7 separate regions of the Mus musculus genome follow, and regions 1, 2, 3, 4, 5 and 6 are each linked to region 7. A link is a loop called in an ENCODE intact Hi-C map of the cell type or tissue named here. Cell type or tissue: heart. All regions are shown on one strand. Links, peaks and the distances in the headings refer to the core of each region. The heading gives the core; the rest is flanking DNA. Region 1 has its middle 36 kb from the start of Alas2. Region 2 holds the start of Apex2 (apurinic/apyrimidinic endonuclease 2). Region 3 holds the start of Maged2 (melanoma antigen, family D, 2). Region 4 holds the start of Tsr2 (TSR2 20S rRNA accumulation). Region 5 holds the start of Gm33991 (a long non-coding RNA gene). Region 6 has its middle 21 kb from the start of Tsr2. Region 7 has its middle 60 kb from the start of Gnl3l.

Region 1 (4,343 bases), core at 76-4,075, 450 kb after region 7:
ATTGATGGCAACCAATAGCTGTCTAATTGGTCTTAAGGCCCACTCAACAGTAGAGAAATCATATCTGGTATAGGAAACCGAGGCAGCTTCTCCAGGATAATGAGGGCCCGGACTTTAGAAAAGAATCTACTACCACCAGTTTGCTAGATAAGCATAATTCCTTTTACATTCTAAATCTGATCCTTCTACCCACAGATAACTGTAGCTACCCCTCATCAAAGAAGCCTCCCTTTCCAACCAATGGGAGCCGTCAAAGAAAACCACAACTGGCTATAATGTAGCGATCAACAAATCATGGGGAACCCAGCCCCAACAGATATACCCTCAGCACAGCTGCTGCTTTTATATAGCTCAGGGAACATTGCAGAAGAGGGGCTGTAAAGATTCTAAGAGCCACAATAGTAGGAAGCCTGCTGTCAGCAACCAGTCCTAGAAATGGCTGTGTAACAGGAGCAATGGCATTATTGGTGGCATATGTTAACACGGAAGGAGGAAATTTTGCAGGGTCTCACCCCTAGGCAGAGAACTATAGGCAGATATGTTGGGAGAAGGAGAATTAGCCTCTCAGGGATGTGCCCTCTTACTAGTTGCCCTAGTGCTGCATGGTCAGCCTTGAAACCATATACACATAAACAACAACTGACTCAGAAGGGTGTGTGTGTGTGTGTGTGTGTGTGTGTGTGTGTGTGTGTAACAAATATAATCGAACTGAGAGTGGGGATGGAGGTGCTGAAGGGAATAAACGAGAGGGAAGTAATGTATTTTTATTTCAATAAAACCATTTTTTTAAAAAAATTAAAAATTTAAAAAGTTTTTTTGATTTTTAAAAAATATTTAAGCATTTCATTTACATTTGCATTGTACTCTGATAGTTGACCAAATAGTAATACCTATTAGAAATTTGGACAGTCAATAATTTGGCTATATTTTTCTCATTTTAAGAGGATTTCTTGGGAAATGTTTTGGTGCTGGGGTTCATATTTTTGTTGCTGTTTTTTTAAAGGTAAAAGAAATTCTGCTCCTCCCCTTAGCTCTTTTCACTCTACCTGACTCCATGATAAGACAGTCTTGTCAGGAATTCTTCAGACTTAGGGTGTGTGTGTGTGTGTACTGTGTTTGTCTCTCTGTGTGTGTCTCTGTATGTATGCATGCATGCATGCATGCCTGTGTGTCTGTGACTGTGTGAGTTTGTATATGTCTATGTATATCTCTCTGTGTGTGTCTCTGTGGACCCTTTAGAATTTAATGCGAATACACTAGCAGGAGCTAGTACATACAAAGCGTGGGCTTTCCAAAGGCAGGGCTTCCATGAATAGTACCTGCCTCTGTCTCCTCTGTATCTCATGCCTTTTCCCCACCCTTACTTTAGTAAGACAGGAAGGGAAGGGGCAAGAGAGCAAAAGAAGGTGGTGGATCATGCTATGACTAATCAAGAATAATATATCCCAGAAAGAAAGAGAGGTGGGATGGAGTACAAAGAAAGATGTCTGTGCTGCTGAGGATGTGACTAGTCAGGACCAAATTGATGCAGATATAAAGGCAAAGATACATAAAAGTAGACGTCATCTCACTCCCCCTCACCAACAGACTTCGCTAATGTTTGGGGGTGGGGTGGGGTGGACTACAATGGCAGAGAAGTAGACTGCAGTAAGAAGAAAAACCATTTTGCAGCCTGCTTGCTTTAGTCCAGTATTTTTCCATTTCTCTCTTCTCATGACCAGAAGTCTAGACAGGAAGCAGAGGTCGGTTACCAAGGAAACTGAAGCTGAGTGTGCTTGATTGGTTACCTTTGAGATAAAAACAAAATTGCTATTCAAAATGTAAGCTCTTGTGGAGGATGGGCAAATACTAAGCATATAGACGTCTATTAATCCTTATAATTATTTTGTAGGGAAGCATGCACAAACACTTGCGCGTGCGCGCGTGTGCACACACACACACAAAACATTTTCCTACAGGGTTAATTGGGAGTTGCTCTTCAGAAAGACCTTGAATTCTGCCTCTGGTCCCTTCTATTCTTTCTGCCAGCCCCATACTCTTAGTGTCTAATTGTACCCCATGTCTGAGTCTGATGAAATCCTGACAAGACTGTCTTCATGAAGTTATCTGGGGTGGGGGTGGGGGTTGAGCTTAGGGTGGGAACAGAATTTCTTTTAGCTTAAAAAAAAAAAACCCAACAAAGATATGAACCAGACATTTCCCAAGAAATCCTCTTAAAATGAGAAAAATATAGCCAAACTATTGATTATTCAGATGTCTAATTAAGAGGTATTAATATTTGGTCATCTAGCAGACTGCAGTGCAAATGTAATTGAAATGCTTACTTTGCCATTCCTTATACGTTGCTGCCCCTAGTGTAATAAATAGTAACTGCATCTTCTGGACTGCTGAAGGCCATTAAAGTCCTCCCATCCTCCATTTGAATGTTATATACAGAACTTTAGACGTGTATCTATATTTTTCAACACAGTTGAATATATCTGCTAATGTTTTTTATTACAAAAGACGAAAAGAGGTGGTCAGACAGGGCCTTCTGATTCTTCTGATGCGGAAATGATCTGTGGCAACTACTTTCTGATATGTTTGTCTGAGAATCAGTGTTCACTTTTGACAAACACACCCTTTTTATACTCTGAAATAACTTCAGAAGATCCATGCTGATGTCACATGTGTCCTAATAATGAGATTTCCAGGGAATTTGAAAGTTAATGTGAAACCACTTTAAAGTTTTATGCAAACAAGGTGTATTCATATCTGTCTACAGTGTCTTCTAAGATTAAGACTTGGCCGTAGACTTGAGTAGGGGTGTGTGTGTGTGTGTGTGTGTGTGTGTGTGTCTGTCTGTCTGTCTGTCTATGTGTCTGTCTGTGTGTCTCTGTAAGCATATTCCAGGAAGTTGAGCTTACAGTGATAAGAATGCATAATGGGTTGGGGATTAAACCTAGCCTCCTCACATGCCTTAACTGTCCTAAAATTAGCTCTGTAGACAAAGCTGGCTTCAAACTCCCAGAAATTATCTGCCTCTGCCTCCTGGGTGCTAGGACTGAAGGTGTGCACCACCATTGCTTGACTCAACCTGTTTGTTTGTTTGTTTGTTGTTTGTTTGTTTGTTTTGAACACAAATCAGGACCCAGGATTGGCACCAGACATAGTGGGCTGGGCTGTCTTGAATCAATCATTAATTCAAGAAAATGCCCTACAGGCTTGCCAATATGCCAGTCTGTTGGAGGTATTGTCTCAATAGAGGTTTCCTCTAAAATGACTCTAGCTTGTATCAAGTCTATCAAAAACAAACAAACAAACAAACAAACAAACTAACTAACTAACCAGGATAATAAGGATGGGGGACCCAAAGAGACCCCCCAGGACAGGAAGCAAGGTTTTATTAATACAAAGGCTAGAGGCGGAAGGTTTTCTTCCCTTGTTCCCTTCAGCATTTGGTATGGGGATCAGTGTAAGCCATCAGTGATTTACGAATAAGCAAGAAACCCCACAGCCAATGTATGAGGACACAGAAGCTTTTCTTTTCCTTCTTATTTGTAAGCAGCTGTCGCTCAGCTGAGCTGACCCGCATGCCTGTTCAGGAGGTGCAATAAAGGCAGAGCTGAGAGAAACAGCATAGGTTCTTGAGGTTCAGGTATGTCCTAATGGGAATTATTAATAAGCAAAAGGAAGATATATTTTCTTTCATGTAAAGCTTGCTTAACAATTCTATATAAATATGGGCTAAAATAGAGCATGGTTGTTGAAATGAGTCTTGAAATACTTGCTTTTGTTTATTTATTTATCTTGGGTTTTTTTTTGTTTGTTTGTTTGTTTTTGAGACAGGGTTTCTTCATGTACCCTTGCCTATGTGGGTACTCACTCTGTAGACCACGAACTCCCAGAGATCCACCTCCCTCTGCTTCCTGAGTGCTAAGAGTAAAAGCTTGAGCCACCACCCAGCGAGATACATGGTTTTTAAAACTTATTTCTCCCATTACTGCCTGGCTTCTCTCCTTTTCCTGTGTCCCTTTCTCTAATAATTCATTATGTCTTTGTGGTTATCTGTACAGGAAGAATCACTTGTGTGCACACGACAAAAGCCCTTTGAATGAACACGTAAGCGTCTCAATCCAAGATTGTGGGTGTATCAAAATGGATCTGCCTTCCATTTTGTATTATACTTGACATTTTCTCCTTAATGGTTTTGATAGATTCTGCTTTGGTCTCCCTGGCAACGATCTTTATGTCTTTGTTTCAGCCTCTTAGCACTGAACAGCAAAGAGGAAAGTAGGCTATTACCTGTTCCTGGTTGCTAAGCACAGTGTTCCTGCCTGGGCTGAGTCACTCAGGAGAGATTA
Region 2 (4,343 bases), core at 2-4,001, 370 kb after region 7:
AGTAAGGAGAGGGCAACATTTGGAATGCAAATAAATAAAATAAGTAATTAAAAATAAAATGTCGACAGTTGAATTACATATGCATATCATCATTCCCCAACTCTCCCATCCCCTTTGAAGTAGCTAAACCAAATTCCTATGCAGAGAAAAATCTTCCAAGGAGCCTGAAGCAAGGATTTTGACCTGTAAAAGACCTGTCTACTTTTCCTTTATGCTCACCTACCTGCTCTCTTAGAGGCTTTTTCTTCCATCGCTAATTATCCAATGGCTCTCTTGCATTTACAGACCCCCAAAGCAGGTCCGGTGGGTGGCATCAAATAGGAAACCGGGAGACATCCGTTGGTTCCTGGGAAGGCTGAGGAAGCACCCTTGTTAAGGGGTGTGTGCAGTGTTGAAATATTAGCTGCTGTACTTGCCAAAGAAGTTCCTGAGCCACCCAGAGACTTTTCTCTTCAGTCCAACCATGTGTTGTTCACCGTGCCCCAAAGGTCAGTACTAATATTAACAAGCCACTGGAGAATGGAGAAATGAAAACCAGCTATTGAGGTGAGCAAGATCTGGATTTCTTTGGGACAAAGCTTTATATTTATCTGCCTTTAGTGCAGTATGGGCAAAATCCCTTGCTTGAAAGCAACTGGTGACATGAAGAAAAATGTTCATTTCCCTTGTCCTAATTAACCCACTCCTGGGATTTGATCTTTAGTCAGTAACTCCCAAAGCATGGAAAAGCTCAAGGCACAGAATTTGAATTACAGAGCTGTTTTTCTGATAGCAGTAACTAGTGACCTTTAAGTCCGATGGGGGTGGGGTGGGGGAGGGGCAGCCTACTGTGGCTCTGTATAGCCATGAAGACGATGGCTCAAAGGCTGTGAAATTCTGAGGGTGTGTGCATTCGAATGGGAATAACTTTGTAGCAATTTTCAGTGGAAAAAAAAAAAACCCTTAGGATGCAAAGTTATAGTTTTCCTGGAAATAGGGCGATTCCTGTTAATTCTGTTTCTGTGGTCACAAAAAAATAAGTCGAGAACTCATCCCTACTGCCCTGCTTATTCATCCATTTGCTAAATATTTATTCCGTTATCATATAAGGTGGGTCAGAGATGGCCACTGCATTCAGGCTGCTGGCAGTCTAGTGACAACGGAAATCAATGGGGGTTGTGCACTGTGGTAAATACTGTGCCATGGACCATAAAGTGCAGTGGTGCCCACAGGAAAAGACGTAAACACAGAGGTGTGTGGACAAAAAAAAAATCAATTGTTTACCTGATTAAGAAGGGTTTAAATCTTGGCTCTACCACTTCTGTGAGGCTGAGACGAATTTATTCAACTTCTACTTAGCTTCAGTGCCTCTTCCTGGATTATCCTAAGAATGAAAGGACACGGTATAGACAGGAAAACCATAACTGCATCGGGAAATGATACTATTCTGGAGCTTAAATGGTCTAGGCCTCGATTTTGCTCATCTGAGAAATGGAGCCAAATGCAAGTCTGTCTTATGCTTTGAGAGTCAAGACAAACATGGCTATACAGGGAGGATTTGAGGCAGTCTCCTTCCTCCAGACTCCATTAAAACGGAGGCTAGCTAGGTTCTTAATTGCTTAACGGAGAAAGTTCCCTTCGCCACTGCCCAAAAGGACTCCAGGGTCTGCAGAAGCCCCTCAGCCACCGCCAGGGGCCGCTCACTAAAGCCAGAGTCCTGTCTCGATCCGGGTAGGGCGTTGGCTCAGCTTGTTTCCCCAGAGGCCTGCCCCTTGACAAAGGGACAAAATCCCATTTGTCAGTAACCTGGCGCATCAGGGGGTACTTTTGTAGTAGAGAAGAGCAGTCAGATTCGGGCGTCCAGGCCAGCATGCGGCCAGAAGAGAAGGAGCCCAACCAGAGACGCGCCTCTCACCAGTTACTCTTCCCAGGTTTTGGTCTGGGTCTTGCTATGTAGCCCAGGCTGGCCTTGAATTCATTACTGACCCTGCCTCAGCTTCCTGAGTACTGGGGTGACAGGCTCGTTTGATCAAGCCCGGTTTTCCTACAGCCTCCACCTTAGTTCCGTCTCCCGCCTAAGAGAACTGAACTCGAAGTCCCGCCCTGCTTGCGTCCTGCCGTCGGAGGGGGCGGAGGGGAAGGTGAGAACGCCCGGTGGAAACGCGAGAGGAAGGCGGGGAGCCAGCTCACTTCCGGGCAGCAATGCATTTGCCCGCCTAAGCTTCCTTTGGGAAACTGTACCGTTTACCAAAATGCTGCGCGTGGTAAGCTGGAACATCAATGGGATCCGGAGTCCCCTGCAAGGCCTTGCATGCCAGGAACCCAGCAGCTGTCCCACGGCCTTGCGACGCGTTTTGGACGAGCTGGATGCTGATATTGTCTGTCTCCAGGAGACCAAAGTGACCAGTGAGCATTCGAGAATCCAAGATCTCTACGGTGTTTTCCTTTTGATGCTAACCTTTGTTCTGTCTCATTTCGCGTTTCGTTTTCCTATACTTAGAATCCTGCCCTTATACCCATCTGAAAGGCCTGATCCTTTTCTTTCTAAACAACCCCACCCCAGCTAGAACCCCTAATTCCGACTCCTGGCCTGCTTTCCCCGTTGAAACCCTCATACACAGATTCCCACTCATTCTATAGCCCGAACTCTGGGCCTTGAATTTTCTCCTTTCATTCTTCTAAGCCAAACACCTCAGTTTTCCATCCCTGCCCCCACCTCAGTCCTTAATCCCCACCTAATCTCTGCCTTTAGCTCAGACTCTTAATTTCTCCTTCCCATATCTCCAATTCCTCTTTTCTCTCCACCTCAAGGCCCTAGATTCATTCCTCTTTGATATCTTACCTCAAATTTAGACCTAATTTCTTCTCCCATAATTCCCAGCTCGAATTCCCTAATTCCCTCTCCTACCTCCCACCCTTCAGGTCCCCAATCTCCACTGCCAGCATCTGTGAGTACTTTAATCTAAATCACAAGACTTAGCTCTGATTTGCCCTCCTCTGCTTCCCTATCTAATTTGAATATAATTTTCTTTCCTGACTTTCCCATCTCTCTAGCTCCTGTCAACATAAACACTTCTCCTGACCCTCAATTACAGCTCTGATGTATGCTAACCTATAACTGTAATTCCAGTCTTTCATGGGTCCATGGTGCTAATTTACCTCTGACTTTATATTTACTTTTTTTTCTTTTTTTTTTTTTTAGGAGATGTACTGACAGAGCCCCTGGCTATTGTTGAGGGTTATAACTCCTATTTCAGCTTCAGCCGCAGCCGTAGTGGCTATTCTGGTAAATGAGGTCTTCTGGGGGTATTTATGTTAGCATTGGTGATGGAGAAAAGGAGTGTTTTGGTATTTAATAAGAAGGTAACATATTTTGACTTTTCATTTCCAAAGCAAATGCTGCTAATTTTAGGTCATATGAAACCTCATATTTATGCACCGAAGTTTCCTTTTGTCCCTCAGAAGTATAGTAATGTACTTCTTCTGAGTTAACTGTATAAGCACTGGACCTTAACTGCCAGGGTTCAAGTCCTGGCTCACATCCTCTCTGTGTTTTCTGACAAGTTACTTTACCTTTGTGTTTCAGGTTTTTCACTGAGAAAATAAGGATAATGGTTATTTTCTAGGCTCTCACAAGGGTTTAGACATAGTCTTGCATGAGGTAATAATGATAGCTAATTTTTCATCAGCATTTGCTATGTATGTGTAAAATACATTATTATTGTTCTTGTAAAATATAACATTATTCTGTGGCTTTTTTTTTTTGGTTTTGTTTTTTGTTTTCGAGACAGGAACTCACTTTGTAGACCAGGCTGGCCTCAAACTCAGAAATCCACCTGCTTCTGCCTCCCAAGTGCTGGGATTAAAGACGTGCGCCACCACTGCCCTATTCTGTGGCTTTTTAAGAGGAAACTGAGGCCTCAGATGCTTTAAGACGCTACAGAGCCATGTATGGCCCCTGAGTTAGGAGGATTGTCCTTACTTTTTTTTTTTTTTTTTTTGATTTTTCGAGACAGGGTTTCTCTGTATAGCCCTGGCTGTCCTGGAACTCACTTTGTAGACCAGTCTGGCCTCGAACTCAGAAATTCGCCTGCCTCTGCCTCCCAAGTGCTAGGATTAAAGGCGTGTGCCACCACGCCTGGCTGTCCTTACATTTTTGAAACAGTTAAATTTGACAAAGATAACCAAAGCTGTTCCTTATATGGATACACTTGGAGTGGGATAGGCTGTACAATGATATATTGGCTGCTGACCCCGTTCAGAATGCTCTTGTCCGTCCCCAGGTGTGGCTACCTTCTGTAAGGACAGTGCTACCCCAGTAGCTGCTGAAGAAGGCCTGAGTGGTGTGTTTGCCACCCTGAATG
Region 3 (4,343 bases), core at 190-4,189, 140 kb after region 7:
GTAGAAGGGTGACATTACAAACTTGGGGGAAGTAACAGTTTATAGGAAATGAAACGAATATATAAACCCGCCTTGATGATGTGTGAAAATGTATGTGAATCAAATTGTCCATAAAGCCATAAGGATTGGCTATCTTTCATTTGTCCAGTATGGGCAAAGGTGACCTCAAGAAGCAGACTTCTGACTATTTGTGTATAAGAAAGATCTTGAATTTTATTTCTATAACTACCGTGAATTATAGTTTATAATAAGCTTTTTCTGGGTCTGCATTCACCTGCTCTATTGCTAATGATATTTTGTCTACTTCTCTTTGTCTTTACATTTTATCTTGTTCTCATGAAGACACCCAGTTGTTTATGTGAATTTATCAGGCAACAGAAGTGCCATTTCAAACTAGTGAAAAACGTTATTGAGGGTGAATCTGTCAATGCCATAATAAAAGTCATTACTTTGTACAGTTAACTTACGCTGAAAATGGTAGTTTTTTCAAATGAATTGAATCAGCAAAACATAATAAAACAACAAAACAGTCCAATATAGACACCAGGATGGTCCTTGTAGCATTGTTTGTAATAGTTCGAAAAGGGGGAAACAACCCAGAAAGTACACGAAGCTGAACTAAGTAAATAAATTATAGGACAGTTATACAAGAAAACATTATACATTTCTAAAAAAACATATGCTAAGGGAAAGAGGTTTGAATATATAACTTGAAAAAAAGCAGTTACAGAACAGTAGGTAACTAGTATAGCCGGTGTAGGGAGAAAGTGCACATAATCAGACTACAAATTAAAAAATTAATGGAGGAATGTCTATCAAAGTACTCAATGTCATGAGTATTTCTGAGGAAGGAGATTAAAGATAGCTTTTAATTTTCTGTTACATATTTCTGCATTTCTCTGGTTTTCACATGACAACACACTACTTTTGTAGTAAGAAAAATAACGATATAAAATAAATAATTTCAATGAATGAATCGTTTTCGTGGGGGCAGTTTGGGTTGGAAGGGCTTCAGACCGAACCTGGTACAGAGGCATAAACATGGGCTTTGGCGTCAGACAGCATTGAGCAGGGCCCCATTGCCCCACCCCCGAGGAAGGGGGCGGGGGGTAGGGGGCTGCGGAAAGGGGCTGGGCTGGGCTGGGCTGTCTGCAGCTCTAGTCCAGGAGGCTGAGACTTCGAGAGGGACTGAGAGGAGCAGGCACACGCATCCCAGACTCACTGGAGGACAAGGTGAGGGAACAACATTGGGCTTTCCTGGTGAGCAGACAGTGGTTCTAACTACCTGAAACCTATAGCTGGGCAGGTGGGCAATTCTTATTTGACCACTATAGCTGGAGCAGAAGTGCTGCATTTGATGCGGTGTGAGAATGAGAACGACCAAGAAAGTAGTAAGCTGTATATGAACTGGACAGCAGAGACTGGCAGAGGTGGAGGGGAGAAAAAGGGGAACTGTGCATGCTTGGAGGAGAAGGAAGAATATGGGGAAATAAGAAGGGGAAGGCGAGATCCAGGGACAAGAATAGGGGATGCAGAGAAGGGTTAAGGGACACTGGGGAGGGGGGTTGCATAGGTAACACAGAGAAGGATGTAAGGAATGGGAAGAGATTTCTGTAGAGTAAATAGGAAATGCGATGGGAAATAGGGAGTCCGGAGTTAGGCAAGGGAATAGGGAGGGGGGGAATAAGGAGTGTTGAGGGGGGAGGGGCAGACGGGCTGGGACGGAGGCCCCCTAGGGAGGCGGAAAGGGGCGGGACCACTTCCGGCCTTTAGTGGGGAGGGCAGTATCTGAGTTTCGGAGGGGCTTGGAGAGAGTGGACACACTCGGGAATTGTAGGAGGACGAGGTAAGTCATGGGCCCCAGCTTTGGATGAGAGCCTGCTAGGGGTCGGCCCCACCCTCTGGGATCTGGAGAAAACCTGCCTTAAGAGCCAAATCTTACCGAATCCATCCAGCTAGGAAGGGAGGGGACTGGACCCCGTTTGGCTGGGCCTAAGATGGAATCACTAGTTCAATCCTGAGTTGAGGAGGGGGTGTTACAGGGAAGGAGCCAAACCAATTTGGGTTTTACCGTTTGGAGGGGGGCGTGTTAGGATAAAGGGCGGGACCTGGAGGCTCTGTGAAATTGATAGGGTGGTTGTGAGTAGGGGAGGGGCTAGGACCACCAGACACTGCGACAATTTGGATGGAAGGTTTGTTGGGGAGGGGGCGGGGCTGAACAGCATTGCGGACCTGGAGAGGGGCGTGTATAGGAGTTGGGTGCTGGACTGAGACCGTGGACATTGCGCATGCGCTTTATGTATAGCTAGAAAGGGGCGTGTTGAGAAGGGCTCGCAGAGACTGGGCCAGCTGCTGAATGCGCATGTGCACGGTGGACTTCAAAGAACGGGTTTGTACTGGGAAAGCAGGCGGGGTTGAAAGGGCGCTGCAGAAGACGCGCATGCGCACTCTAAGCCTGCGGCTGGGGGGGGGTGCGCTGGGAAAAGGGGGCGGGGTCCTCAGAGCTGCCGCGCTGGCACATCTTCCTGGAGGAGGGGAGGGTGCGGCTGCAGAGAACTGAGACCTAGAGACAGAATTTCTGTATCTGAGCACCTACTGGTTGGGGCTCCGGGAGGGGCTGGGCTTTGGGGCCCTAAAGAAGGTGAGGATCAGCTTCTAGGCAGAACAAGGGATACGACGTTCAGCGGGCTCTCCACTTGACCCAGGCCTTCTCTTTGAACTCAGCTTTGCTAGGTGAACTTGAGACATGTCTGACACAAGCGAGAGTGGTGCAGATCCAGCTCGCTCTCAGGTAAGACCGATACCCCCCCCCCCCCTTTCTTGCTGCTTGCCTTTCAAGCCCCTTTTGCTGCCCTAAATCCTTGGAGCTTCTCCTCCCATCCTTGTCATTCTCCACCCACTTCTTTGCCTGGGTGCATCCCCTCTCCCCAGTGGAGGGGAGGCCAAGAGGAAGGGAGAGAGGGTGGGCGGGCCCTTGGTTCTGTCATTACTTTTTAACTGGGAAGCCTGTTTAGGCTGGGGTGGTCAGAGCACACCACAGGTAAGAGTCTTTACAGGTCAGAGAAGTGTAGCCACCTAATTTTGGGACCATTTGCCTTGTTGAGGGGTGGGAAGAAGGTCAGTGAACTTCCTTGCTTTCCCTTGCAGGGCAAAGCTTCAGAAAAGGACAGCGGCTCCGTGATGCAGGACCTGTTGACCGTGACCCAGAACTTGGAGGTCTCAGAAACACCAAAGGCAGAAAAGGCACCAGAGGTTTCAGAGGCTGCAAAGGCTCCAAAAGCCTCTGGGAACCCAAAGGCGACAGAGGTCTCAAAGGCCCCAGAGGCGTCTGAGGCAGCTGCCACCCAGGCCTCACCTACCACACAGCTGAGTGAGACCCAAGTTCTGGCAACTGAAAACAAGAGTCCAGCAGCTGACACCAAGACGCAGAAGTCTGACCTGCAGGCTATGACAATGCCTACAACCCCGACCAAAAAGGTCAGCTGTGGTACCGATCCAAAGGTCAATACAAAGGCTCCGGAGACTGAGGCTCCTGCCTCTCAGGCTGGGACAGATGAACCAGAGCCTGAGGGTACAGCTGTCCAGGTTCAGGAGAACCAGGATACTCGGCCCAAGGTCAAAGCCAAGAATACCCAAAAGGTAAGACATACCCATCCTTGCTTCTCCACAATCTTCTTGTTCATTTGTCTGCCAAAATTAAAACAATTCCTGTGTTCCTGAAAGACCCAGCGCACACTAACAGGAGTGTGTCACAGTTCTTGTATCCACAGAGCTCACAGGCTGGTGGGGAGATGAGGCAGGCATATACATAGCTTCATGCTGACTGGAATGCAGCTTTTTATATGTACAGAGTAGCTGTACACTATAGACCTTGAGGTAGGCTTATTCACATGTGTAGTCTCATATCTGAAAGTAACTCCTTATGGTACCATTCTGTATGGCAGGAAACTGATGCCCAGAAAGAAAGAGGACTGGCTCGTCAATGGTGCTAGAAGCAGAGTCAGGTCAGGGGTGGATGTGGGAAGACGAAAGCCTCAGGCCTTATTTCTGACTTGTTCCTGATCCACTCAGGGAGGAAATTCCCAACTGGTAGTCAGTGATAAGCCCATGACTCAGGATGGCTAGTGTCCAGTGAGGCAGAGTCTTACTACAAGGGCAGGGTTGTGGGGATGTATCCTAGAAGAGACAGCGTTGGGTGTGCTTTCCAGAAGAGACTGAGTTAAGAGAAAGAGCCACCTGCACCACTTGCTGATATTGACCTTCCCCTCTTTCGATGCAGGGGAAACACCCGGATGGAGAAGAGGATGGCAACAGTGACCAGAGTCAGGCTTCAGAAGCCACAG
Region 4 (4,343 bases), core at 340-4,339, 140 kb before region 7:
AGAATGAAAAACAGATTGATGACTGCTTGGAGATGCAGGGGATTGAACCTGGGACCTCACACATACGAGGCACACACTCTATCTCTGAGCTACATCCCCTAGCCCTCTATGTCCTTTCTTTCTCTCCATCTAGAAGACAAACAGGCAAACAAAACAGAATTAGAAAATAAAAACAGCTGGGCAGTGGTGACACACGCCTTTAATTCCAGCACTCAGTAGGCAGAGGCAGGAGGATTTCTGAGTTCAGGCCAGCCTGGTCTACAGAGTGAGTTTCAGGACAGCCAGGGCTACACAGAGAAACTCTGTCTCGAAAAAAAAAAAAAAAAAAAAAAAAAACAAAGAAAAAGCTTGGGAAATACATAGACACACAGACACACAAAACAAAACCCACAAACCACAAAATCAGAAACTGTAGTATACAAGCAAAAGGCCAGTAGACAAAAAAAAAAAAAAAAAGCTCAAACAAAGCAACACCAGATGAAGTCTACAAAAATACCATTGAGTCCAGTTTTTGTTGGCTATCTACTGCTGCGTGTAGAGCCTGCCTGTAAGAGTGGTTTGTATCCCCAGTGAGAAAACTAGTTTTTCCCCTTTTCAATCAGTTAACTGGAGGTACCTTCCGGATTAAGGATGGGGGCTTGCATCTACCTCCCTTCTAAGCACGGGAGCCACATCTGGTTTACGCTGCTGCAGGCCCTGTGCATGCTGCCACAGTCTCTGTGAGTTCCTGTGTGCATCAGTCCTCTTGCATTTAGAAGGCCTTATTTCCTTCATGTCGTCCATCTTTTCTGGCCCTTACAATCTTTTCCACCTTCTCCTCTGTGGGATTCTGAAGAGGGCTTTCATGAATACATTCCATTTAAGACCAGAGCTTCTCACTCTCAATACATTGTGGGTCTCTATGTTGGTTCCCGGCTTCTGCAAGAGGAAGCTTCTCTGATGGTGGCTGAAAGAGGCACTGATCTACCGGTATAGGAGACTGTCATTAGGTGTCATTTTATTGCTGTGTGTTCCTTTAGCAGAACAAATGCTTCCTTTGCTAACTGTTCCTTTTTCTAAATGCTTACAGAGCTTAATGTGTTCTCTAAACGCTTGTAGTTAAATCTCATTAACTTTGCTTATCATATATCATAATGATCCTAACAATCAGATAACACTGGATGATCATATCACAATGCTGGCTTATCCTGAACCTCTTTCCTGCAGTGTAATCAAAGGCCTGGCTTTACCTGAAGGAGGACAGAACTCCTCAGACTGCTGAGGGCAGTGGTGGGCTGTATCTCCCCCATGGGCTCTTTCTAAATATTTACAGCTCAAACATTTTTGTTGCAAGCTAAAAATGTGTCCCCTAAGTACTTCAGCTACAACACTCAAGGTTCATTTCATAGTGTTTTCCAATTTCCCTTTGTTTTTGTCCTTTGACCTATTTCCATAAAATAGAGTCCATAAGGTTACACAAATTTATGGATTTCACATGTTTCTTTCTCTTACTAATTTCTAATTTTGCTTTGCAGTCTTTCTTTTTTTTTTTTTTTTCTTTTGTGGTCTTGGGATGAAACTCCAGGACCCCAGTATGCTGGCAAGGTAGATAGAAACATTATCAGCCCTTAGTCCTTAAAACATACTAAACGCTGTTGTGTGGAATACTACATGGTGTGTCTTGGAGAATGTTCTTGTGAACTTCAGAAAAATCTATATTCTGTGCTAAGTGTGGTGGTGTGTGATTAGTCCTAGAATTTAGGAGAGTGTGGTAAGAGTCCAATACCAGACATGGCTACACAGTGGAAACTGAAGTTCCTAGAGAAAAGAACAGGTACATCTGTATGGACCGTTCTATAGGACCAAATGACGGAGCTTTGTGGTTGGGGTGAGTAAAAATGTTACAGAGGAGAGACAAATGACCTTGAGCTACTTTTAATCCCATTGAAAACAATTCCTTGTCTTCCCTTGAATCTGAACGAGAAATCTCGTGGTTATCACAACTTTTCAAATACATACTTAACAGCGAGCATCTATGAATCCAAAAGCTAAGAATGTCATCAGACAGTATCTGAAACCTAAGCAGAAATTTCCTCATCCCACTACCTGTAGTCTCTATCAATAGATTTAGTAAATGCTTTGACTTAGGACTTTCTTTGTTCTGTAACTACTAAAATGTCATTTGACCACTTCCACAAAAGAAAATATCTTTCTGGACAACCTGAATCCTGGACATGGTCACTCATATTTGACTCAAGAATGAATTGTTGGAGCTGGAGAGATGGATCAGCGGTTAAGAGCACTGACTGCTCTTCCTAGAGGTCCTGAGCTGAGTTCAAGTCCCAGAAACCACATGGTGGCTCAAAACCATCTGCAATTGGATCCGATGCCCTCTTCTGAGGTGTCTCTGAAGACAGTGACAGTGTACTCACATATATAAAATAATTATTTTTAAAAAATTAAAATTACATTTATTTATTGTGTGTGGGAGTGCCTGCGCCTGTGAATGCCGTGTAACACATGTGGAGGTGAGAGGAAATTGCAGAAATCGGTTCTCTAGTTCCATCCTGTAGGGCTCAGGGACTGAACTCAGTTCTTCAGGCTTGGAGGCAATTGCCTTTATCTGCTGAGCCTCGCAAATGTAGGTTTTCTCGCCCTCGCTATTCTTTTCTCCTTTCCTCTTTATTTCAGCTATGCTTCCTAAGTACTCTGCTCCAGGTTCTCCTTTAATTATTAGGATTTACTGTGGTAAGTGGTAGCATCTACCACTGATGGCGTTTCCCACTGTTCTGGTCTTGCTGCCAGCCAGATTGGCAGAAAACTAAACCACGTTCTGAGAATCGGCTTTTGGCTCCTTTTGCCTGGTGAGGTCGCCCTAGCGATTGGGCTGCCTGGGAGCCACGTGATCTAAACGGATGATGGCGGGCGCCGCTGAAGATGTGCGTGTGCTCTTCGGAGCTGCAGTCCGAGCTGCGCTGGAGGCTTGGCCTGCTTTACAGGTAAGTGAGGTCCTGGCGGGGGGTCACGATTAAGGCTGTGACAAAATAGAAGTTGACCAGGCGAGGCGCCAGAGCCATGGCTGGGCGGTGTAAGCGGCAGACTCCCAGGCCCCGGCAGGCCACGCCGTTCTGGTTTCCATGCTGTCATGGTTGGCTTGGGCCTGTGTTCACAGATCGCTGTGGAGAATGGCTTCGGGGGCGTGCACAGCCAGGAGAAGGCCGAGTGGCTAGGGGGTGCAGTGGAGGATTACTTCATCGCCAATGGTGAGTGAATGTGAGGTGTTGCTGTCTGTCGCAGTGTGGCGTGGCAGAGCCTCGACGTAGAGAGCCCGCGTTTGATGAATGAATCGTGACTTTGAGATCAGAATTGTGTCTTTAGAGTGCCTTAGAGGCAATGACACTCAAATGCTATTATGCTGGAGAACGCATTTTGCCTTCCAGAGAGTCATTTTCCTACTTTCTAAAATGGTTATGGAAAGATCCGACGAAAAGAACTATTCGAGTCATATCTTGTAACTTAAAATTGCTGGATGAGGGGTGGGGGACAGCTCCGTGGACAAAGGCCAACAAGCATAACAGTCCGAATTTCATAGCTGGGACAACATGGAAGGAGAGAACTGGTACACGCTTAAGGTGTCCTCTGATTCTCCCTACACAAGTAAATATAATTTTAAAATTGTTGGGTGAGGAGTGTAGCCCAGTGGTAGAGCACTTTCCTAGTCTGCTCGTGTCCCTGGGCTCCAACCCTGGTGCCACCAAAACTAAAAGCAGTACCTCTGATAAATAAAAGGCAGCCAGGCCCTGTGGTGCAGGCATGTACTCTCATATTCCTGATGCAAAAGGACCTCAAGTTCAGATTCACCACAACCTTGTCTCATAATAAAAATAATATAAAGACTTGGAGATATAGCTCAATGGAAGTGCTTGCTTACTACACACATGTGAGGCTCTACACTACTCATACTACCACAAATGAATAAATGAATGAAAGAAGCAAATATTATAGTGTTATTAAATTCATATCCAAGGTCTAGCATATGGGCCATGTTTGTGATTCTAGCACCAGGGAGACGGAGACAGGGGAATTGCTCTAAGTTTCAAGCTCCATATCCCCAAGTTGTCCTTATGATAAAAGAAGGGGCTGGAGAAATGTTCAGCTGTTAAAAGTGCGTCCTGCTCTTCCTAACCTGAGTTGGGTTCTCAGCTCACAACCACCTGTAACTCCAGCGCCAGAGGATCCAAAATGTTCCTCATCTGTACACATGTGCATGCACATACATGTAATTAACAAATAAGTAACACAGGGCTGAAAGGATGGCTCAGCAGTTAAGAGCATTTGTTCTTGCATTGGACCTCGGTTCCGTT
Region 5 (4,343 bases), core at 70-4,069, 250 kb after region 7:
GCCCGTGATTTCAGGAGGGTCGAAGAGGCTCATTCAGAGGCACCATTCTGAGTGGTAGGGAGAAGAGAGGGAAGGAAGGCCAGAAGTTGTGTCTCAGAGGAGAGCCCCACTAGCCTGCCCTGTCTCACAGCAGAAAGGAGAGGAGAGGAGCCCAGCTCTGCCACTGTGTCTGTCTCTGTCCTCCCCACCCACCTCACTGGTCTCAAGAGAAGGAGACTATGGCTCCCCGTGGAGCTGGGCCATGAGAGTCCTTCAGACACAGGCCTTGGCTGGGGTGGGAAGTGAGGCAGGGAGAGGTTGTGAGTGGAGAACAGACCCTCTACCTCATGATGCTGGGGGCTGAGGGAGCACTGGGTCTGGCAGGCAGGGTGTGATGGATGGGGGCAGGGCAGAAGCTGACCAAGGGGCTTGGGACAGAGTGACAGTGAGCAGCAGGAATGGCAAGCTAGGCAACTGGGGCAGCCCGGAGTGCCAGGGGCTCCAGGTCTCACCCTCCCCACACATTGCCCGGAAGTTCTTACTGTCTCCATTCATGGCTGTTCTCTCTGCTGAGCTCTCCGTGCCACATGCATGCCCATACAGGTGAGGGTGACTTGCGCCCATCCACACCAGGATACAGAGGGGAGAGACCTGTGTCCATATCATCTTCTCCCCAATGCTGCCAGACCAGTCTGTCTTCTCCAGCTCAGGCATCATGGCCGACTTCACCATCCACTATGATGTGGGCATGGAGGACATGGGAGGCAACAGGCAATGGTCACAGATCAACATCTCACCATCTCATACATTATTCCTCTTCCTCCCTGTATATCTGACTTCATAAAAACCTATACACAGCAACATAAAAGTTATACTCATTAACAGGACCTCACCTAATATTTCAATATGCACACATTCTTTGATACTATCTACATCTTCAAACATTTACCATTTCCTCAGTATAAAGCCCGGGGTGGTGGTGCACGCCTTTAATCCCAGCACTCGGGAGGCAGAGGCAGGCGGATTTCTGAGTTCGAGGCCAGCCTGGTCTACAAAGTGAGCTCCAGGACAGCCAGAACTACACAGAGAAACCCTGTCTCAAACAACAACAACAACAACAACAAAACCAAAACCAAAACAAAAAAAACAACTTTTCAAAATTCTTTCTTCACTCTTTTAGAAATGTCTAGTATATTGCTGTCTATGTTCCCCCACCATGCATCTTGCTCCAGTCTACCTCCATATTAACATTTCCTTCATTCCACATTCCCTTTCCTGGTCTTTTGTGTCTACTGAGTCCTCCCTTTGCCCTCACTTTAACCACCACTGCGTACAGGTAAAGCTGACTGGCACCCATCTAATAAGACTGGAAGAAGCCTGTACTTACAACATCTACCATTCACTACTTTGATGCTCGTGGCTTTCACCAAATGATGAATCTTGGAAAACTTTAAGGTCCATCATTGGAGATGTGCAGGTGAGAAGACCTGGGAAAATACCAAGAAAATGGGCTCCGGAATGAACATCTTTTCTCTGTTCCCTGGTTACATGAGTAAAGCCAACTCCCATACTTGGCTAAGGTCTCTAGATTCAAAGTAAATGGAATATTTGACATGAAAAAAAAAACATATAAAGGCATATGTGTACTAAACAAGGTAAAATTGAGGCTTCAGATGACTGAATTGGATGGAGTATGTTGCCAATGTTGTCAATATGCTTCATTTTCTGAAGGAATAATAACAAATTCCTACCACCAAAAGCATTAGAATGGGAAGCAGTAACATACATTTGTAGATATTTACAGTTTGTGATAGCAAAACAGAGCACATCTAGCCAAAATAAAAGGAGAATTGAATTAACCTTTGTGGATGAAGCTTGTGTGTGTGTGTGTGTGTGTGTGTGTGTGTGTGTGTGTGTGTGTGTGTGTGTGTAAAATAAAGGACATTGATTTTTCTTTACATAGCCACGAAAACATGTTCCTGAACAATCCCTGAGCTTTATTTGGTCTCTTCCTTCTAATTTGGAAACATCAGCATTAGTTAGACTTTACTTCATGTCGTGGATGAGCTAATAGTTTTTCAGAAGGAAAATATGGGGAAATAAGGAACAAAAATAATTGCCCTGGGTGACATTAAGACAGCAACATTAATGTAATAGAATACAAGGGAGAAATTCTAGCTGCTCTGAAGCTGAGAAACCATAGATAAGGAAATAAAAAGGCCACAGGAGGGAAACATATATTTGGGGTGAGATAGAACAAGAATGAGGCCTCCACTTTCTTTTGAAGGGTGTGGCTCTGCAGGGATGGTTCTAGTCATAAAAGATAGTATATGGAGACGAATACTACAGTAGAAGACCATGAAACAGCATGGCAAGTAGAAGGAAGCATTTCTTCCCTCGAAACGAAGCAGAGTATACTGCCACCAGGTGGCTGGCAGAGTCTTATTTTTCTCTGAGGCAGCGGTGATTAGTTAACTATGACTGTTGGGCTTTTCCATTTATGGAAAATGTGAAGTGCTGAATACGGAGTAAATTTAGATCCCCCTTCTTATACTGGAGATATTTAATAGTCTCTTAAAGGGAAAAAATACTATGGGAGGATGCTTCAATGACAGATGTAAACATGTAAAATATGTAAAATATATCTGAACTTAATTACCAGCAGTAAAAAAAATCAAAGCCATCACGTTGAATTGTTAAGTTGTACTTTACCTTCTTTCTAACAGTGACTCTTTCTTTTACTATCACATTGGGTGGTACACACTTAATTTTGTCTATTTATTGACCCCCTTCCCCTTTGATCCTCTTCAGCTACATGGAAGTATGAAGTGGGGGATCCAATATTCCGTGCTGGCATCATTGAAATATTTTCTTCTTATGTGGCTTTTGCTCATTTGCTTGTACTAGTTTCTCATGCATTTCCCTTTTCTGGTCATAGACTTCAAACTTCCTTTCCTAGGAAATATGCCCTTGTTTGTGCACTGCTTTCAACCACAGGAAACATGAATTATTTGCCTAAATCCTATACAGACAATTCTTTACTCTTGTAAAATATGAGGCAACAGGATTTTGGAACCTTGCCAGATACTTGTTCTCTATACCATGGGTGGGGTGGGGTGGGGTGGGGTGAGTAGGTACAGTATTATATTTTCTTTCTAATTTTCAGACCAGTATGTAAGCTTTACATCTTGGCCTATGTTTTACCAGGCTTATCATTTCTCTCTTCTGAGTGTATAGTGACACATAAACATTCTCTATAGTTAAAACTTCCTGATATCTATCTATGTATCTATGAATCTATCTATGTATCTTTCTATCTCTCTATCTAGTTAGAGATAGAGAGATAGAAAGATAAAGTTTCTAGATAGAAAGATTGTTTTGTTATGCTGAGAATTAGTAAGGATTAAACTATTTTAATTAATTTATTTCTTGATACATCCTTCTTTTTATCTTTTAAAATCTAAATATTTATTGGCCTCTTGGCTAAATTATGATGTAAATCCCATTCTCATACTGAAGAAATTTAATGCCATCCGGCAGGATAAAAATGACCTTGGTGGGGATGCTTTACTAGCAGATCAAGGCTTTTAAAAATCAGAAGTCAAGAATTAACATTGCTATTTTCTTCACTAGCAACATCCTGACTGAGATATAGAAAAGGCAAAAGACATTCTAAATAGGGAGATGTCCAATAAAGCTATGTATCAGAGTGGGACAAAGAAGGCAAAAGAGAGGATTTGGAGACTGTAAGGCTTTGGGAGCAGAGATTTACAGATTTCAGGGCATGCATGTGGGGCCTCGGGAAAGGCTGAGACAAAGGATGGACACTGAGGTCATCCAGGAAAGCAAGTGGTTCCAGGAAAAAGATCTGGGGGGGGTGGGGGAGGGGAGGCTAGCTGAGGACCTAGAATGGGACTGGGCTCTTTGGGGAGGATTTCTAAGGTTAATGGAGAATGCTACTAAAATTATTGTACTGAAGACAGAGCACAAAATATGTGTTTATCTTTAGAACAATGAGGCATTTCAGATTCAAGCTGTTGATTATATGGGCAGTACATGGAAGCATTATAAAGCATGCCAGTCCCTCACAGTTCTTTAGCTCATTCACATACATTAAGGATGACATCACCACACCAGAGGTCAGATTACGACAAAACAAACTGTGGCATACCCCAGTACTGAGGAGTCAATTCTATACTTCAGCTAAACAGTTTTGTTCGTTACAGTTTACTCTGAAGAGAGTAAAGCCAGATGTTCCTTACCTTATTACAACCAGGGGGAAAGCAACCAGGGGGAAGTTGAAGTCTATGATCAGAAAAAGGAAATGCATGAGAAACTAGTACAAGCATGGACAGCCTCTTAGG
Region 6 (4,343 bases), core at 11-4,010, 160 kb before region 7:
TCTATACCCCATTTTTTGATTGAGTTGTTTGGGTTTTTGGTGGTTAGCTTCTTGAGTTCTTTATATATTTTGGATATCAGACCTCTCTATCAGATGTGGTAACCCCACATCTGATTTTTTTTCTGAATCTGTAGGTTGCTGATTTGTCTTATTAACTATATTCTTTGCGTTACAGAAGCGTTCCACTTTCATGTGGTCCCATTTATCAATTTTTGATCTTAGAGTGTGAGTCACTGTAGCTCTATTTAGTAATTTCTCCCTGTGCCAATGAGTTCAAGGCTCTTTCCCACTTTCTCTTCTATTAGATTCAGTGTATCTGGTTTTATGTTGACGTCCTTGATCCATTTGGACTTGAGCTTTGTGCAAGGTGACAAATATGGTTCTATTTTCATTTTTCTACATATAGACAGCCAGTTAGACCAGCACCATTTATTGAAGATGCTTTCTTTTTTTCCACTGTATATTTTTGGCTTTTTTTGTCAAATATCAATGTGTGTAAGTGTGTGGTTTTATTTCTGTGTCTTCAATTCTATTCCACTGATCAACGTGTCTGTCCCTGTCCCAATACCATGCAGTTTTTATCACTATTACTCTGTAGTATAGTTTGAGGTCAGGGATGGTGATCCCCCCCCCCCGCCTTTCTTTTATTGTTAAGAATTGTTTTCGCTATTCTGGGTTTTTTCCCTTTCCAGATGAATTTGAGAAGTGCTCTTTCCATGTCTTTGAAGAATTGTGCTGGAATTTTGATTGGGATTGCATTGAATCTATAAATTGCCTTTAGTAGGATGGCCATTTTTACTATGTTAATTCTTCCAATCCATGAGCATGGGAGATCTCTCCATTTTCTGAGATCTTCTTCAATTTTTTTCTTGAGAGACTTGAAGTTATTGTCATACAGAACTTTCACTTGTTTGGCTAGAGTTACTCAAGATATTTTATACTATTTGTGGCTATTGTGAAGGGAGTTGTTTCTCTAATATCTTTCTCAGCCTGTTTATCCTTTGTATAAAGGAAGGCTACTGTTTTATTTGAGTTAATTTTATTTATTTATTTTTGGGGGGAGGGGTCGAGACAGGATTTCTCTGTGTAGCCCTGGCTGTCCTGGAACTCACTCTTTAGACTAGGCTGGCCTTAAACTCAGAAACCCACCTGCCTCTGCCTCCCAAGTGCTGGGATTGAGTTAATTTTATATCCAATCACTTTGCTGAAGTTGTTTATCAGCTGGAGAAGTTCTCTGGTAGAATTTTTGGGGTTGCTAATGTATACTATCATATCATCTGCAAATAGTGATACCTTTCTTTTTTTGCCAATTTGTATCCCCTTGACTCTTTTCATTGTCTTATTGTTCTAGCTAGCACTTCGAGTACTATATTGAATAGAAGAAGCTCAGATCAAAGGCCCAGAAAATGTTTTCAACAAAATCATAGGAGAAAAGTTCTCCAACCTAAAGAAGAAAATGCCTATCAACATATAAGAAGCATATAGAACACCAAATAGACTGGACCAAAAAAGAAAGTCCCCTTGGTACATAATAATCAAAATACCAAAAATACAGAACAAAGAAATAATATTGAAAGTTGCAAGGGAAATAGACTAAGTAGCATATAAAGGCAGGCCTATTAGAATTATACCCAACTTCTCAATAAAGACTCAATAAAGCCAAAGGGTCTGGACAGATGTGCTGTAGACTCTAAAAGACTAAGATGCCAGGCTAGACATAGTACTATACCCAGCAAAACTCCAAATTAATATAGGTGGAAAAAACAGATATTCCATGATAAAACCAAATTTAAGCAATATCTATCTATAAATTCAGCCCTAGAGCAGAAGATGCTAGAGGGAAAACTTGAACCTAAAGAGTGAATAATCCAGGCTCAGTCCTTTCTGCTGGGACAGACTGCTAGCTAGTCTGCTCTCCTGAAGACACCATATCCTGAGGCATCCCAGAAGGTGGTACATGTCTTTAATCCTAGCATTAGGGAGGCCAGCCTGGTCTACAGAGTGAGTTCCAGGACAGCCAGGGCTATACAGAGAAACCCTGTCTCAAAAAACCAAAATAAATAAATTAATTAATTAAGAGGAAAATAGCGGTCACTTTTGGAGGGACTTCCCTTTGCAGAAAGATTTAAGGAATACTGGATCTGATAAGGAATTGTTAGGAATGGCGATGGTGGCATTACAGGAAGTGAGGGGTTTAGGAAAATGGTATTACAGAAAAGTAGAAAATGGTATTGGATGGAGGAGAGGATCACTGAAAAAGAGCAAAAGCTGGGAGACAGCCCTGGCCACTGTTGGTGGCAGCTCAGGGAAGCCCCCAGTGGAAAAGGACTGTTACTGCAGTAAAGAAGGGCTACTTTTGGATTTGTTCAATTATGGAGGCTTACATCTTTGAATATTGAAGTCCCTATCACATTAATTTCACACACATTTGTTTTAATTGGTGGTGGCTCGTGCCTATAATCTCAGCAGGAAGATTGCCACCAGTTCCAGGCCAATCTGGGCTTCATGCAGGCAAAACATCTGTCCATACACATAAAATGAAACTGCAAATTTAAAAAGCAAGCAAAATCAAAGCATTTATTGACCGTCTACCACGCATTATGTTCTGGGACGGCAGGCAGAAGTAAGATGAACTGAGTCCCTGTCCTCTCTGTTTATTCTGGTTAGGAAAAGACAACTAACAATAGCATGGATATGTGGTTATATGAACAAACTTCAACTTTAGAAGTTGAAGTATTCATGATTTTGTATTTCTCCAATTAAATGAAAACCACTGTAGGTTTGGACTTTTATTCACCAACAAGTTGTCCATTACCGTGCTCTTGGATGTTTGCTTCCTCTAGCTTATCCAGGAATTGATACACACAGCAAAGGAGGCTGCTCAGATACAAAGGGGTGGGGACTGAAGGATGTTCTACTGCCATGACTGTCAGTGTATGTCATTGCCACAACGTGTCGCTATTGACCACTAGTCAGCTTCCATCTGCCGCTGCGGGCCTATCTGGCCACTTTTCCTACTATATACTTAAATACTCCTCAAAGACAGTACTTGCTCTGTGGCCCTGGGTTCAGACTGAGGCGGGGTTTGTCTGTCATAAACTCCCATTCTCCCCTTTCCCCACGATTTCCCCAGGCATTCTCTTTCAAATTCTGAAATTCCTCTTCTTGCGGAAAAGAATTTGGTTCCCCCTAAGGACATTTCTATAGCAGATTTCTGTTATTGCTGGTGTTTTTGATTCTTCATTCAAAAAAAAAAAAATCTTCCAAACCTAATTTCCCCAAAGAAGATCCAGGCTCTAGTGGACATTTATGTTGTACTTGGTCTCTCAGGATTCATTAACTATTCTTTTGATAACAGAAATCATGTTGTGGGCAGTTTAGTTTAGGGTTTTGTTTTTGTTTTGTTTTCTTTTTGTTTTGTTTTTTTTTAAAGACAGGATTCTACTGTCTCCCACAGGCTGACCCAGAACCAGAGGTCCTCCTACCCCTACCCCCTTGAATTCTGGAATTGTGTGTGCAAACCCCTATCTCTGTTGGAAGATGGTTTTACTCCCTGGTCCTGAGGATGGACCCCAGGGCTTTGTGCACGATAGGCAGGTGCTCTACCATTGATTTACACCCAGACCTTATAGGGTTATACAAATGACAATATCTTCCCATTGGATATGATTTGGGGCTGTCAACTGTGGTATCCTGCCCTCTAGTAAAATTAAATTAAATTAAATTAAATTAAATTAAATTAAATTAAAAAATGTACACAGGCCCCAAGTCAGCTCAATTTAGATTAAGGTAGTGCATTTCCCAAATTCTAATGCCCATACAAATCACATTGGGGTCTTATTATAACCTAGTTCCAAGTCAGTAGGGCTTGAGAGCCTTTGGGCCTACAAAGCTCCCAGGTGATACTGGTCTGTAGATTATCCTTTGAATAAAACAGAAGTGAACAATAGCTAGTATACCTTCATCCAACTACAGCAACCTGGAAACCACATTCTTCAGTATTCCCTTTCATTCTCCATTCTGGAAGAAAAGGGAAGGGGTGATTTCCGTTCAAAACATACACACAGAGACACACACACACACAAATGCCATGCTGGGCATTGCTCCTCCCATTTCTCCTACACTCTTTCTCTTATGGCATAGCTTCATGACAAAGTACTTGCCTATTGTAACTGAGGTTCTGGGTTCAATGCCCAGCATGGTGTGTGTGTATGTGTGTTTGTGGTTGTGTGCCTATGTGTACATGTGTGTGTGTTTAGTGCACACATTTGGCTGTCTATCTGTCCCCAAACAGCAAATAGCCATGTTTAGTGGCTTACACTTGTGATCCAACTTCATGAGAG
Region 7 (4,343 bases), core at 329-4,328:
TGGACTATTCTTTCCTTTTATTAAATTTTTAAAAAAGATGTATTTATTTATTTTATGTATATGAGTACACTGTAGCTGTATAGATGGTACTCTCCCAATCATGGAATTGAATTTTAGGACCTCTGCTCCCTCCGGTTGGCCCTGCTCACTCAGCCCTTGCTTGCTCCGGCCCAAAGATGTATTTATTATTATTAATAAGTACACTGTAGCTGTCTTCAGACACAACAGAAGAGGGTGTCAGACCTCATCACTGGTGCTTGTAAGCCACCATGTGGTTGCTGGGATTTGAACTCAGGACCTTCAGAAGAGCACTCAGTGCTCTTACCCTCTGAGCTCTCTTGCCAGCCCCTTCTGTGTGTTTTTTTTTTTTTAACACGCATTGTGATTTTTAATTTTTGTGGCAAACCTTACATTTAGATGGGGATTGAGGCTGAAGGATCTAAGTTCAAGACCAGACAAAGGAAAATACATTTGAATATCTTAACATGTTAATGCTGCAAATTATAGTTCCTCTTCCCTTCGCTCTGAGTTTGCTGTTTTTGAAAGCCTTAGTGTTTGTTAGGTGACTTTTCCAAACTAATTTTGTGAACACTGTATTCCTTATGTGTACTCACTGAAGTCTCTCTTTCTTAGTTGGTGTTTTTATAGAGATTTCCTAAACATAAAGAGCCAAAACACACATACACTCCCTCCCCAAAGCCTCCAGCGAACCAACAACCAAATTTACAAAAAATGCCAAAAGTAATAGAGAAAACTTATCTTATTTTTGCAAAAGCTGCTCTGTTTTAGGGTAGTGTTGCCTTAAGAGTCACTCAAGGTGATGGCCCAGTTCTTTTCTGAGCACATTTTCTGAATTCTGCCATTTATGTTTTTCTCTTGAATATTCCAGTTTCTCAAAGAAACCCACCTCAGCTTTGCTCGCAGACTTTAAGTGGTCCAGTTTACATTTTGGCTCAGTCTTTTACTCCAGGCATCTATGCATTCCTAGTTTTTCTCATATTAATTTTGAGGAATTCAATCTCATTTTTTAAATAAAAAATCATTTATTTTTTGAAAATATCATACATGTATATGATGGGGCTTTTCACTTAAAGTTTTTCCTACACTCTATTTTGATCCTTTTTCCTCTCCCCTCCCGAATTCTGAGTGGGGTGAAACAGAGTCCAGTGTCCTCTGTCACTCCTCCAAATCTCAGCAAGTTAGAACACAAGTGAAGGGTAACTTACCCAGCGAGTCTGCTTTTTTCCCTCAGAACCAAATGTCAGGCTTACACATGGGAATTCAGGCTTCTCTTTTCAAGACCACCTATGTACTGGGGACCAAGTAAAGATTCTGATAAGCTTTCCTATTCTGCTGGCTGGTTTGGTGTCAACTTGACACAAGCTAGAGTTACCAGTGAGGAAGGAGCCTCAGTCAAGGAAATGCCTCCATCAGGTCCAGCTGTAAGGCATTTTCTTAATTAGTGATCAATGGGGGGGGGGGGGGAGGGCCCAGCTCATTGTGGATGGTGCCACTCCTGGGCTGGCGGTGCTGGGTTCTATAAGAAAGCTGAGCAAGTTATGGAGAGCAAGGCCAGGAAGGAGTAATCCCTTCATGGCCTCTGCATCAGCTCCTGCCTCCAGGTTCCAGCCCTGTTTGAGCTCCTGTCCTGACTTCCTTCAGTGATGAACAGTGATATGGAGTGTAAGTAAGCCCTTTTCTCCCCAACTTGATTTTCAGTCATGGTGTTTTATCATACCAATAGTAACCATAACTAAGATACCTACCATTTTAAAATTGCCTTTTTAAATTCAACATTTGTTTAGTTGCTGTAAACCCTTTTCTTGGTTCTTAGTGCTTTGACAAGTTGGTTTCTGCTTAGTCTGCAGTGTTTTTATGGAGAAGTAAGACTTTTGAGGTGTCTGTGTATCATTTGGATAATGTACTGCCCCCACCACGGAGTATCTTTTCATATCAATTTGTAAGTATGTAGCATAACCTGTTTTTGTTGTTGTTGTTTGTTTGTTTTTTGAATACAGCATCCAGACTGGCCTCAAACTCGTGATCCTCCTGCACGTTTTAAACCAATGGACACAGAATCCCCGACAGTTCCTGACTCCCGATGGTCTTGGTTTAACAAGCCCTGTAGGTAATTCTGACGCATTACCCTAGGTAGGCCTCCGAGGTTTGTATGCATTTACAGAAATGGGCTTACTGCGGGGAGAGCTACTGCAGGAACTCTTTTTCTTCCCAGCACCCCATTCACCAGATGTTCTCCACTAGCTTCCAAATTGCATCAGCCTAGCGTTAGCCTGCCCTGGTGTTCACACTCAGCTGGCTAGCAGCAAGGAGGGCGGAGCCTCATCTGGATGTCTGGAGGAGGGGGCCACCAGGCTTTGGCAGGGTGGGCAGTCTGTGCTGTAGAGCTGTGGATATTGTTAAGATGGGGCCAAACAAGTAGTTGGCTTGGAGACTGTAGCTTTTTGTGTGTGCCACTGTCTTTTAGAACCTCGAATTTGGAGGATGGCCTTAGTACTAGATTTTCTCCATTTTTTTTTTTCAATTACGGGGAAAAATCAGAGGGGAGGCCCTGGGGCCTATGGCAGTGACGGTCCATCATTGGTCGGTGGCGAGTGCGCATGCGAACCACTGACAAAGACGTCATTGCAGCTGGAGGAGACTGTGTGAGGAAGGTGTGAGAGCGCAACCTGGTGGGGATTTCGTGCCAGCGGTGCAGACCACTGAGAGTCCGCCCAGAAGGACAGAAAGGGAGGAGTCTTGGACGCCAGGAAAAAAGCTGGGGCTGGGCCGGGGAGAGGTGAGCCCGCTGTCCACCCGAAGGCGACCGACCAGGCGAGTCGCCACCAGGGGGTGACCATGCCTGCAAAAGACTCCAAGTGGGCTCCACGCAGTCTGCACCATATGTTTTGAAAGCTTTTTTTTTTAATTTATTTTTTTATCCTACCTTTCTTGCCTCGACATATGAGAGAAAATGGATACTTGGTGGTGGCTTGGCCTTTGTCAGAGCAGCACTCAGTGAAGAACTGATAGAAAACAGACATATGATTAAGACCCTTGACTGAAAGATGAGACTGGCTAAATAAGTCAACAGCTGGAGGATAATTCATAAATGACAATGTTTGGATCTTAATTTTTAACTTCACAGAGAAGAAAATTTAAATGTCCTCCTAGCCAATCCTATGCCCCCACAATTTTTACATTGTTGCAATCAGAGTATACACATAGCCCTGTATCCTTAGTTACAGAATAATAATTTTTCCTTGTTGCTATAGAATCTCCACAGCTTTCATCCCTAAGCAATAGTTGTAGACAGCTGTGCTTAACCCTTTTACTTTTGTTGGATGCGAAGACTGCTTCCCAGTCATTCATCAGAGAAACAAAGGGCCCCACAAGGGATAATTTTGTGTTTAGAATGTTTATTTCTCAGGAGGGGACACAGATAAATGGTCATTGATTCTGAAGCAAAATCTCTGGGAAAAATACCATGAACATTTTTTTTAGGCTTTTGTCGACCCGCTTTCCCAAAAGGGATTATACTAGTTGACATCAGAGGTCAAATCAGAAACTGACTCTGGTGACGCTGGGTCTTGTCTGTCTCCAGGCTGGGTTTAATTTTCCTGCCCTGCTGCTCAGCTCAACTTTATTATTAGTCTTGACCTTTGGGGCAAGGCAAACACACACCAAAGGTTCAGGGACAACTTTAGCAACTGTGACAGCTGACATGAGCCACTGCAGCTCATGTTTCAGGCTTGAGCAAGTGGCTTGGATGAATTTGCTTCGCTGAGAGGGAATCTGAGATGACGAACAGGTTTGGGAGGGAGCAGATGAGATCAGTTTTAAATATGTTTAGTTCTAAGTGCCTTTGGGACATCTAAGGGGAGGTAGCTAGGAGACAGGAGTACATATGGATAAACAACAGCCTGCCCTTCTCTGAACTCCCAGGGCCCCCTGTCTGGATCTCTGTGGCTTATGTTGTCTGTTACCTTGCAGTGTGCCCCAGGAGCTGCTCCTTCAGGCTGGGATAAAGGCCTGCTTTGTGTGTGTGTGTGTGTGTGTGTGTGTGTGTGTGTGTGTGTGTGTGGTGTGTGTGTGTTTTCTTCTCAGGGCCTAGCACAGTACTTTCCAACTTGAAAGCATTGGATGATTCCTGTTGGTGTGGCTCTCACTCGAGAGGAAAAGCTTAGGGAACTTGATTGTGTTCCGGGAAGGCTTCCTGTAAGAGGTGGCATAATGTTACTGTTAATAATTATGACCATTTGTTGTATCATATATACCACATGCCAGTTACTCTGTTACCTACATAGTCAGAGATGCCACTTCTTGCTTACCATCCTTACATCTCC

What was found. A loop is a pair of places that touch in the nucleus more often than their neighbours do. Peaks named below come from ENCODE experiments on the same cell type or tissue, not always from the same donor. Only the 100,000 strongest peaks of a DNase experiment are listed, where the experiment ranks them.
Region 1: a loop joins it to region 7, with 4 times the contacts of the local background. A loop is called at or near these places in 18 of 42 quality-filtered maps.
Region 2: a loop joins it to region 7, with 2.1 times the contacts of the local background. A loop is called at or near these places in 2 of 42 quality-filtered maps.
Region 3: it touches region 7 in a loop (9-fold over the local background); 6 of 42 quality-filtered maps call a loop at or near these places.
Region 4: it touches region 7 in a loop (3.0-fold over the local background); 5 of 42 quality-filtered maps call a loop at or near these places.
Region 5: a loop joins it to region 7, with 13 times the contacts of the local background. A loop is called at or near these places in 10 of 42 quality-filtered maps.
Region 6: a loop joins it to region 7, with 13 times the contacts of the local background. A loop is called at or near these places in 19 of 42 quality-filtered maps.

Annotation. Positions count from the first base shown.
Region 1 is chrX:150,508,848-150,513,190 of GRCm38, reverse strand. It overlaps a transcript of Apex2 not described here. Among named protein-coding and RNA genes, the nearest start is that of Alas2, 36 kb to the left of the region's middle. In heart, for the core only: a CTCF peak has its summit at 2,357; no DNase peak of the experiment used is centred there; H3K27ac peaks cover 398 bases.
Region 2 is chrX:150,585,965-150,590,307 of GRCm38, reverse strand. It overlaps Apex2 (apurinic/apyrimidinic endonuclease 2), which reads left to right and starts at 2,153. Exons shown (of 6, transcript NM_029943.2): 1 at 2,153-2,385; 2 at 3,182-3,265; 3 at 4,263-4,343. The coding sequence starts at 2,232. It also overlaps a transcript of Pfkfb1 not described here. In heart, for the core only: a CTCF peak has its summit at 1,655; DNase peaks (open chromatin) are centred at 1,737 and 2,127; H3K4me3 peaks cover 2,013 bases; H3K27ac peaks cover 1,892 bases.
Region 3 is chrX:150,811,119-150,815,461 of GRCm38, reverse strand. Maged2 (melanoma antigen, family D, 2) reads left to right here and starts at 1,117. Exons shown (of 13, transcript NM_030700.3): 1 at 1,117-1,233; 2 at 2,725-2,791; 3 at 3,148-3,639; 4 at 4,280-4,343. The coding sequence starts at 2,747. In heart, for the core only: no CTCF peak of the experiment used is centred there; DNase peaks (open chromatin) are centred at 1,791 and 2,371; H3K4me3 peaks cover 2,777 bases; H3K27ac peaks cover 1,882 bases.
Region 4 is chrX:151,095,064-151,099,406 of GRCm38, reverse strand. It overlaps Tsr2 (TSR2 20S rRNA accumulation), which reads left to right and starts at 2,864. Exons shown (of 5, transcript NM_001164578.1): 1 at 2,864-2,978; 2 at 3,152-3,242. The coding sequence starts at 2,895. In heart, for the core only: a CTCF peak has its summit at 2,837; a DNase peak (open chromatin) is centred at 2,866; H3K4me3 peaks cover 1,452 bases; H3K27ac peaks cover 1,014 bases.
Region 5 is chrX:150,707,682-150,712,024 of GRCm38, reverse strand. Gm33991 (a long non-coding RNA gene) reads right to left here and starts at 1,451. Exons shown (of 3, transcript XR_387093.1): 1 at 1,367-1,451; 2 at 522-714; 3 at 1-47. In heart, for the core only: a CTCF peak has its summit at 2,401; no DNase peak of the experiment used is centred there.
Region 6 is chrX:151,115,598-151,119,940 of GRCm38, reverse strand. No RefSeq gene overlaps it. Among named protein-coding and RNA genes, the nearest start is that of Tsr2, 21 kb to the right of the region's middle. In heart, for the core only: CTCF peaks have their summits at 2,318 and 2,954; no DNase peak of the experiment used is centred there.
Region 7 is chrX:150,955,108-150,959,450 of GRCm38, reverse strand. No RefSeq gene overlaps it. Among named protein-coding and RNA genes, the nearest start is that of Gnl3l, 60 kb to the left of the region's middle. In heart, for the core only: a CTCF peak has its summit at 2,790; DNase peaks (open chromatin) are centred at 2,360 and 2,670; H3K4me3 peaks cover 814 bases; H3K27ac peaks cover 1,805 bases.